Linked DNA regions of Mus musculus: region 2 is linked to region 1. The links are chromatin contacts, found by POLR2A ChIA-PET in ENCODE. All regions are on one chromosome and are shown on one strand. Each heading gives the region's core, a stretch centred on a gene start or an enhancer-like site at or near the end of the contact. The rest is flanking DNA. Distances are from core to core; before and after follow the strand shown.

Region 1 (3,340 bases), core at 446-2,945:
AGAGACTTCCTGGTTCCTGGAGCTTTGTCAGGGCCTCCCCACCCTGTGTGACCTTTCCCAGCTTTCCCTTGCCTGCACCCAGCTGCCAGCACCCTCTTTGGGGAGCAGGAATCTAATCTGCTGACAGAGCTACACTCTTTTCACAGCAGGCTCAGATGGCTCAGGCTCCCCTGACCTTCCTATTTGTCCACCTCCCCAGTCAGGAGCTCCGGCCCCGGCCAGCCCCTCCTACTGCTGACCTTTCTTCTCAGGGTCCTCCCCACAAGGCCGCTTCTCTCTGCAGTCACCACCAACTTCACGTCTAACAGAATGTAGGATTTATAGTTTATCGTCCTCAGGGCTGTCAGCCCATATTCTTGACTCTGCCCTTTCCTTTTGCCCAAGTCGTTCTCACCCAGCCTGGAAGGCCACCCGGCATCTGTAGGCTTAGAACTAAGGAGCAGCTCAAAGGTTCAGTAGGTTTCCACAAGGGTTGGTGGGTCCTAGTCCAAGGCCAGCTGTCCTCGGAACAGAACAAGGTCCTCGCGAGATCGGACCCACACACCTCAGGAGCTGGGGAACTCGAGGGAAGGACAATTGAAAACTGCCTGCCCTGGGGTGAGGGAGATCAGAGGGGGATGGGAGACTGCTTTGCACTGGCCCTGTTCCAAAGTTGGGTGGCAGCAAGAGAATGTCACAGATCAGCAGCCTGGAGCGCTAGCTATAAATAGCTGGAGGTTTCTCTCTCCACCAGGGGTCTCCATTTCCTGTGTGGCAGCAACTGGGACACCGTGGCTCTGGCCAGCTTGATATTAAACTAACACATTAAGGTGCCAGGTCCCTCTCTGCTCCTAGCCTTTAAGAATTCCGTCTTAGTGAAGGTCAGAGCTGTCGGGTAAGGGGAAGAGGGGGGGCCCTGTCATCGATCCCGACTGGGCTGGAACCCTCCCACGCATGACTCAATTCAGAGCTGTTCCCCGGGAGACTGGGGCGGGATGCAGACAGATTCCAACACCTTAACCTATGTTTGCTCAGTCAGTCAACTGTGAATCTGAGGTCTTCTGTCAGGCCACTTGTCTACCCAATAAAGTGTGGTTTTTCCAGAAACTGGAAGAGTTGGGGGAGTTTATGTGGCAGTGTGTGGGGTCATGTATCACTGCATGCATGTTTTACTCAATGTAAGACAAGAAGTGGAAAAAATCATCCTTGTTTAATAGCAGCCACACTCGGGCATCAATCGGCATTGGCGTCCACTCTGCTCACAGCCCCCACCTCCACCCCCCCACCCCACCCCCGTCCCCTTTTGTGCTTCGTATCCCCTCTTCCACCCAAGCTGTCAGCCAGTCTTCCCAGCGCTTCTTACAGGGTCTGTCACGTTGCCTGCCTACGAGGAGGTCGCGCACAAGGCAGAAATATTAGCGAGTCACCCTCCCATCCCCCGACTCACCCCCTACACCCATTCTGTGGCCTCACTAGTGCTGGTCCAGCTAAGGTCGGTTCCTCCGGATCACCCTGTAAAGGGCCGCTCCAGGCGGTAGGGGGCGCTAGGCCCATCGCTGGAGAATTCCGAGGATCTACCTAGCTACAGTTTACGTCACTGAACTTAGACTGCGGATTGGCTAATTCTGAGCTAAAATTTTTCCCGTTTTCCAAGGAGCGCTCTTGATGGACCAGAACCACACCCCCCAGAATTCAATGGGCCTTTCCGAGAGGAAGGCTAGACTGAGCGTGCGTAAGAGAGAGGTAGAAGCCGGAAGTTCAAGGCTGGCTCTCGCTTTAGTGGGCGAGTTTTCGCAGGGGGTGTCGGGTCCGGAGCGGGGCTGAGCACCAGTGGCTGAGGAGCTGCGCGTTGGTGACTGCCTCTTCCTGCCCTGCGGCGGCCGCGCGACTCTGCGAGTGGCAGACTGAGCAGGCATCGCTCTGACGCGGCCGAGTTGCAGCCTCCAGGTAGGCCGCGGGCCGGACGGCCAAGCGCACTCGCCCTCCCCCCACGCTCTCCTGCTCGGCGCACCGCGCCCCCTGCTCCCCGTGTCGCCGCTTTTCACGCTGTTCCCCTGCTCCCCGTTCCGAGTCCCTGCTGTCCCCTGTGCCCCGCACCGCGCTCCCCTCCGCTCCCCTGTGTCCCGCACCGCGCGTCCTCGGCCTGTGCCCTTGAGAGCGCGCGGCTCCTAGTCCCTGCGCTGTGCTAGCCCCTGCTGGCTCCCCGGCTGTCATAGTCCGACCGCCTTCCTGGTGTGACTGCGGCCTGGCTGTCCTCCCTTCTGAAACTGCTCGCCTCAACCCCAAAGCTCCTCACGGTCCCTCAAAGCCACTTATTTCTCTGAGGTCCTCACCACCTTCTCTGATCCTACAGAATATGGGGTTCATAGCTTACCTTTCTGGGCTCCGTTAGTCAGAAGTTGTTTTCTGCGGACACCAAGTCTCTCCAAAGAGGGCTAAATGACAGAAGCTGGGGTGGTTTTAGGGCTTTGATCCTTATTTGTTTTGTAAAGGATGCCCATCAGATGAAAACCTTCTGCCAGTCTCAAGAGTTTCTTTTATTTCCAAAGTTAATCCTTGTATCTGGGCTTCTAACTTCAGGGTTTTATTGTTTGTTTTTGAGGTTATCTCGGATTTGCTTCTTTTTGTTTCACACCCCCCCCCCGTTTTTTTGTTTTTTGTTTTTGACAGGGTCTCATGTCCACATCCTGAGTGCTGGGATTTCCAGCATATACCACATGCTCTGTTTAATGCAGTTCTGGGGACTGAACCTCTGGCTTTGTGCCTGCTACACTGAGTTACATCCCACTTTAAATCATACTCAAATCTTCTCTATCAGTGAACAAGGTGAAATTAGCTTTTCACCAGGGCGAAGTGACTCTGGCACTCTACAGGCAGGATCCCCCAGACACACACATCCTCAAGTCTATCTTCAGGTCCTCTCTCGGGAGAATTTCACTACCACAATAAGTAGCCTGATTAAAATATGGTTCTGAGGCTGGAGAGATGGCTCAGCAGTTAAGAGCCTTGCTGTTCTTCCAGAGGACCCAGGTTTGATTCCTAGTATAGTCTGGGTGGGCTGGTCACTTTTTTTTTTTAAAGAGATTTATTTCTGGATTTTATGTATATGAATACACTATAGCTGTCTTCAGACACACCAGAAGAGGGCATTGGATCCCATGACAGATGGTTGTGAGCCACCATGTGGTTGCTGGGAATTGAACTCAAGACCTCTGGAAGAGCAGTCAGTGCTCTTAACCACTGAGCCATCTCTCCAGCCCCGGCTGGTCACTTTTTAAGCACAAATAAGGAGAGCCTGTGTTAGCTCTGATGGCATCGCATCATATACACCTGTTTCCGGCCTTCTGTACCTCGGGTGTAG
Region 2 (3,340 bases), core at 595-3,094, 150 kb after region 1:
CATATATGTGCATGCAGACCTTTAAAAAGAGCTAAGCTTTTTCAGGCTGGGAAGATGGCTCATCAGGGAAAAGGTGCTTGCCATGAAGCCTGATGCACTGAGTTCAAACCCTGGAACCCGCAGGGGTTCCAGGAAGAATCCTGGAAGAAAAGAACAGACCCCACAGTTCTCATCTGACCTACATTCAATGCACATGCCATGGCGCATGCGCACACGCGCGCATGCACACACTATAAATGTAAAAAAGCAAAAGAAGGAAAGAAAGAAAGAAAGAAAGAAAGTAAGGAAGAAAGAAAGAAAGGAAGGAAGAAGAAAAGAAAGAAAGAAAGAAAGAAAGAAAGAAAGAAAGAAAGAAAGAAAGGACGAACGAACTTCTCTGGGCTGGCAAGATGGCTCAGAAGATGAAAACCTTTGCTGCACAAGACTAAGGACCAGAGTTTGATCCTCAAATCCTAAGTTAGAGAGAACCAACTCCTATAAGCTGCCCTCTGACCTCCACAAGCCTACCATAGCACGATGGCTGGTATTCATGCACACACATCACACAAATGGTAATTTTTAAAATATATATATATATATATATATATATATATATATATATATATATATATATATATATATATATATATATATATATATATATATATATATATATTGAAGGTCAGGGACAGTGGAGCACACCTTTAATCCTAACATTCAAGATGCAGAGGCAGCCATATTTCAGGCAGCCAAAGCTAGATAGCCAGCTCAAGGCTAGTCAGGGATTCTCTGAAGAAGCAGAAAGAGGAAGAGAAGAAGAAAAAGGAGGGAGAGGAGGAGGAGAAGACAACGACTGAGGAGGAGTTGTTCTTTCCTGCTAACTCTATAGCTTTTTGAAGGCTGTCTAAACATGATCACACTTGGTCGTCCATAGACTAACTGGACTAGGTATTTGTACCAGTAACTATGTAGATACAAAGTAGCCCACTCACCCACTTCCGTGCCAAGGATGATCTGCCCTCCAAAGGTCAACGTCTTAAAAACATAACCTCACAGTCTTCGGCTAACTTGCAAAGTCAACAGAACCATTTGGATTAGGCAGATTTTTGAGAGCTGGAATTAGTTGCAAGACAATAGCAGATCAGTATCTCTCACCAGGATCAGCTAAACTCATTGTTGTGAGCACCAATAAGAAGGCTAGGACGGGTGCCAGATGGTTCGCTCCTAGCACCCACGACTTCGAGCTCCAGTGTGTGTGGCCAGGGGTGTACAGTTACCTAATATTAACACCTACGGATGCGAGTGAGCAGTGGATCCCAGCTCAAGTACACCATAGCGATTTGGGAAGGACACAGCAAGTAGGAACTGTTCGGAAGGATGTTAAGTCTTAACCAGAGTTCATCTGGAGGAATGGACGGGAGAAAAATTGGAAAAGGAACGGCCGCGTGGAAGAAGGAAAGAGTGGCAGGATTACCTCCCTAAGAGGGTGTTTTAACTTTTGATGAAATGCCACTTTCCCTCCATCCCGTGCGAGACCAGGGGCCCAGGCAGCGAAGTCTCAGTCCCTTGGACTTCCCAGAAGGGAGGGCGGAGCATGGGAGGCTCCTCCAACGTGGACCCCAAGGGGTGAGCCTCCTGCTCCTGCTACCCACCGCCTCAAAATACGCGGGGAGAGTGCGGGGCTCAGCAGGGTCTCCGCGCGCATGCAGGCTGCGGAGGGCGAGGCGAGAGGAAGCGCTTACCTGACTAGAAAGCCGTCGGGGCTCGGCGCTGCACGGCCACGGTCCTGCGCTCTGTCTGCCCAGCGCACCTGTCGCAACTGGGCTGCAGCACCTTCAGCTCCGCGGCCCCGCCCCGGCCCCGCTCAGAGCCCCGCCCCCTGCCGCGGAGGCGCGCCCGTCTCCCGCCTCCCGCGCGGCCTTGGAGCGAACGTGCTCGCTCCCGGCGGCGTGTTCAACTCGTGACCGGAGCGTCGCCCTAGTAGCGGTGGTGTTGCAGGAGGCGTGGCTCCTGTGTCAGCCTCCAACTTGGTCGTGTCCCCTTTCTGGCTCACCCTATCTCTCTCTGACTAGAGATTGCAGCAGTTTGATCTGAGACTCACCCAGAAATCTGGTCTAAGTGCAACTTCAGGGAAGTTCCTGGTGCTGTCGGGGTAAGTTCTGTGGAAAGGTATTTTAAGAGAGGCCATGCCCTGTGCTGCAAAGAGCTGCCAAAGAGGCCTGGCTCAGACTACATTGGATCACTTCACCTCAGTGGACCTGAGTTTCCTCAGGAAAGGATAGGATTAGATAAGAGTAGGTGGTGTCCAAGTTCTCCAAGAGCTATGGGTTTTGTTTGTTTGGTTTTTGGTTTTTTGTTTTTTTCAACAACGGGTGGTTTTCCTTCATTTTCTTTTGAGACAGAGGAGGGTCATCACATGTAGCTGAGATTAGCCTGGAACTCACAGTGTAGCTGAAGTGATCTTTGAGCTGTTGGCTCACAAAACTGCCCGTAACTCCAGCACCTGGGGAACCTGATACCATTTTCTGGCGTCCGTGAGGAACTGCACACACATCACACACTCACACACATATACATACTAATAAGATTAAATAAAAGTCTTTTTTAAAAGAGGCTCTAAGAGAAGGGTAGTAGCACACACCCTAGAGTGGGCTTGCACTTCTCAACAGTGTCTGCAAGACCTGTTTCTGTTTCTGCACTAGGAATGTGAGGGTCTGAATAGATCATGAGGAGACATAGCATGTGGCCATCCAGCCCTCAGATTCTTGGCTCCACCACCATTCCTCTCTGCACGAAGCCTTTTGATAGTATCCTTTCCTGAGGTCTAGTGACATACCAAACGAAAGGAATTCTGAGGCTTTTCATGTGAGTGTTGATTAGTATCATAAGGGCCAGTGGTAGAAAGATTTGTTCAACTCCTAAAGCAGTCACTGGCAAAGGGCACAGGACATGTGGCCTTTATCCTGGCAACTGAGGTAGGATGGTTGCCTTGAGTCCCTGGATGTCCAGTGTTACAGAGTGAGAATAACCCAAAAGGAACAAAACAAGAAACCTACAAAAAGCTGTTGATGAACAAGTTTTAAGGAATTGAGCCATTCACCAAGGATAGAATATCATTCAAAAATCTAACCTAGACTGATTTCTGGATAAATGTACTAAAGAAGCAAATTAACTTTATTCGAAGATTAAAAGGGTTTTGTTTTTGTTTTTGTTTTTTTAAACGGGAAATCAGCAAACTTCTCTAACAGCTTGGGAAAGGAGCTTCATAAGCCGAACAAGGAAGTAATGATATTGGCTTTGCTTTATTTGATACGGTCACATGGCAGCTCCCTAGTTATATAACCAATTGACTGGTTGGCTA

Evidence for each region. ChIA-PET counts read pairs that join two places held with the same protein, here RNA polymerase II (POLR2A).
Region 2: POLR2A ChIA-PET joins it to region 1 with 49 read pairs in embryonic stem cell. The contact joins the promoter of Lima1 here to the promoter of Cox14 in region 1. POLR2A ChIA-PET finds 5 or more read pairs at or near these places in 5 of 5 experiments (Patski and embryonic stem cell).

Annotation. Positions count from the first base shown.
Region 1 is chr15:99,723,923-99,727,262 of GRCm38, forward strand. It overlaps Cox14 (cytochrome c oxidase assembly protein 14), which reads left to right and starts at 1,696. Exons shown (of 2, transcript NM_183256.3): 1 at 1,696-1,926. Gpd1 (glycerol-3-phosphate dehydrogenase 1 (soluble)) reads left to right here. Exons shown (of 8, transcript NM_010271.3): 8 at 1-1,092. Gm16537 (predicted gene 16537) reads right to left here and starts at 552. Exons shown (of 3, transcript NR_155353.1): 1 at 395-552.
Region 2 is chr15:99,873,612-99,876,951 of GRCm38, forward strand. Lima1 (LIM domain and actin binding 1) reads right to left here and starts at 1,845. Exons shown (of 11, transcript NM_001113545.1): 1 at 1,722-1,845.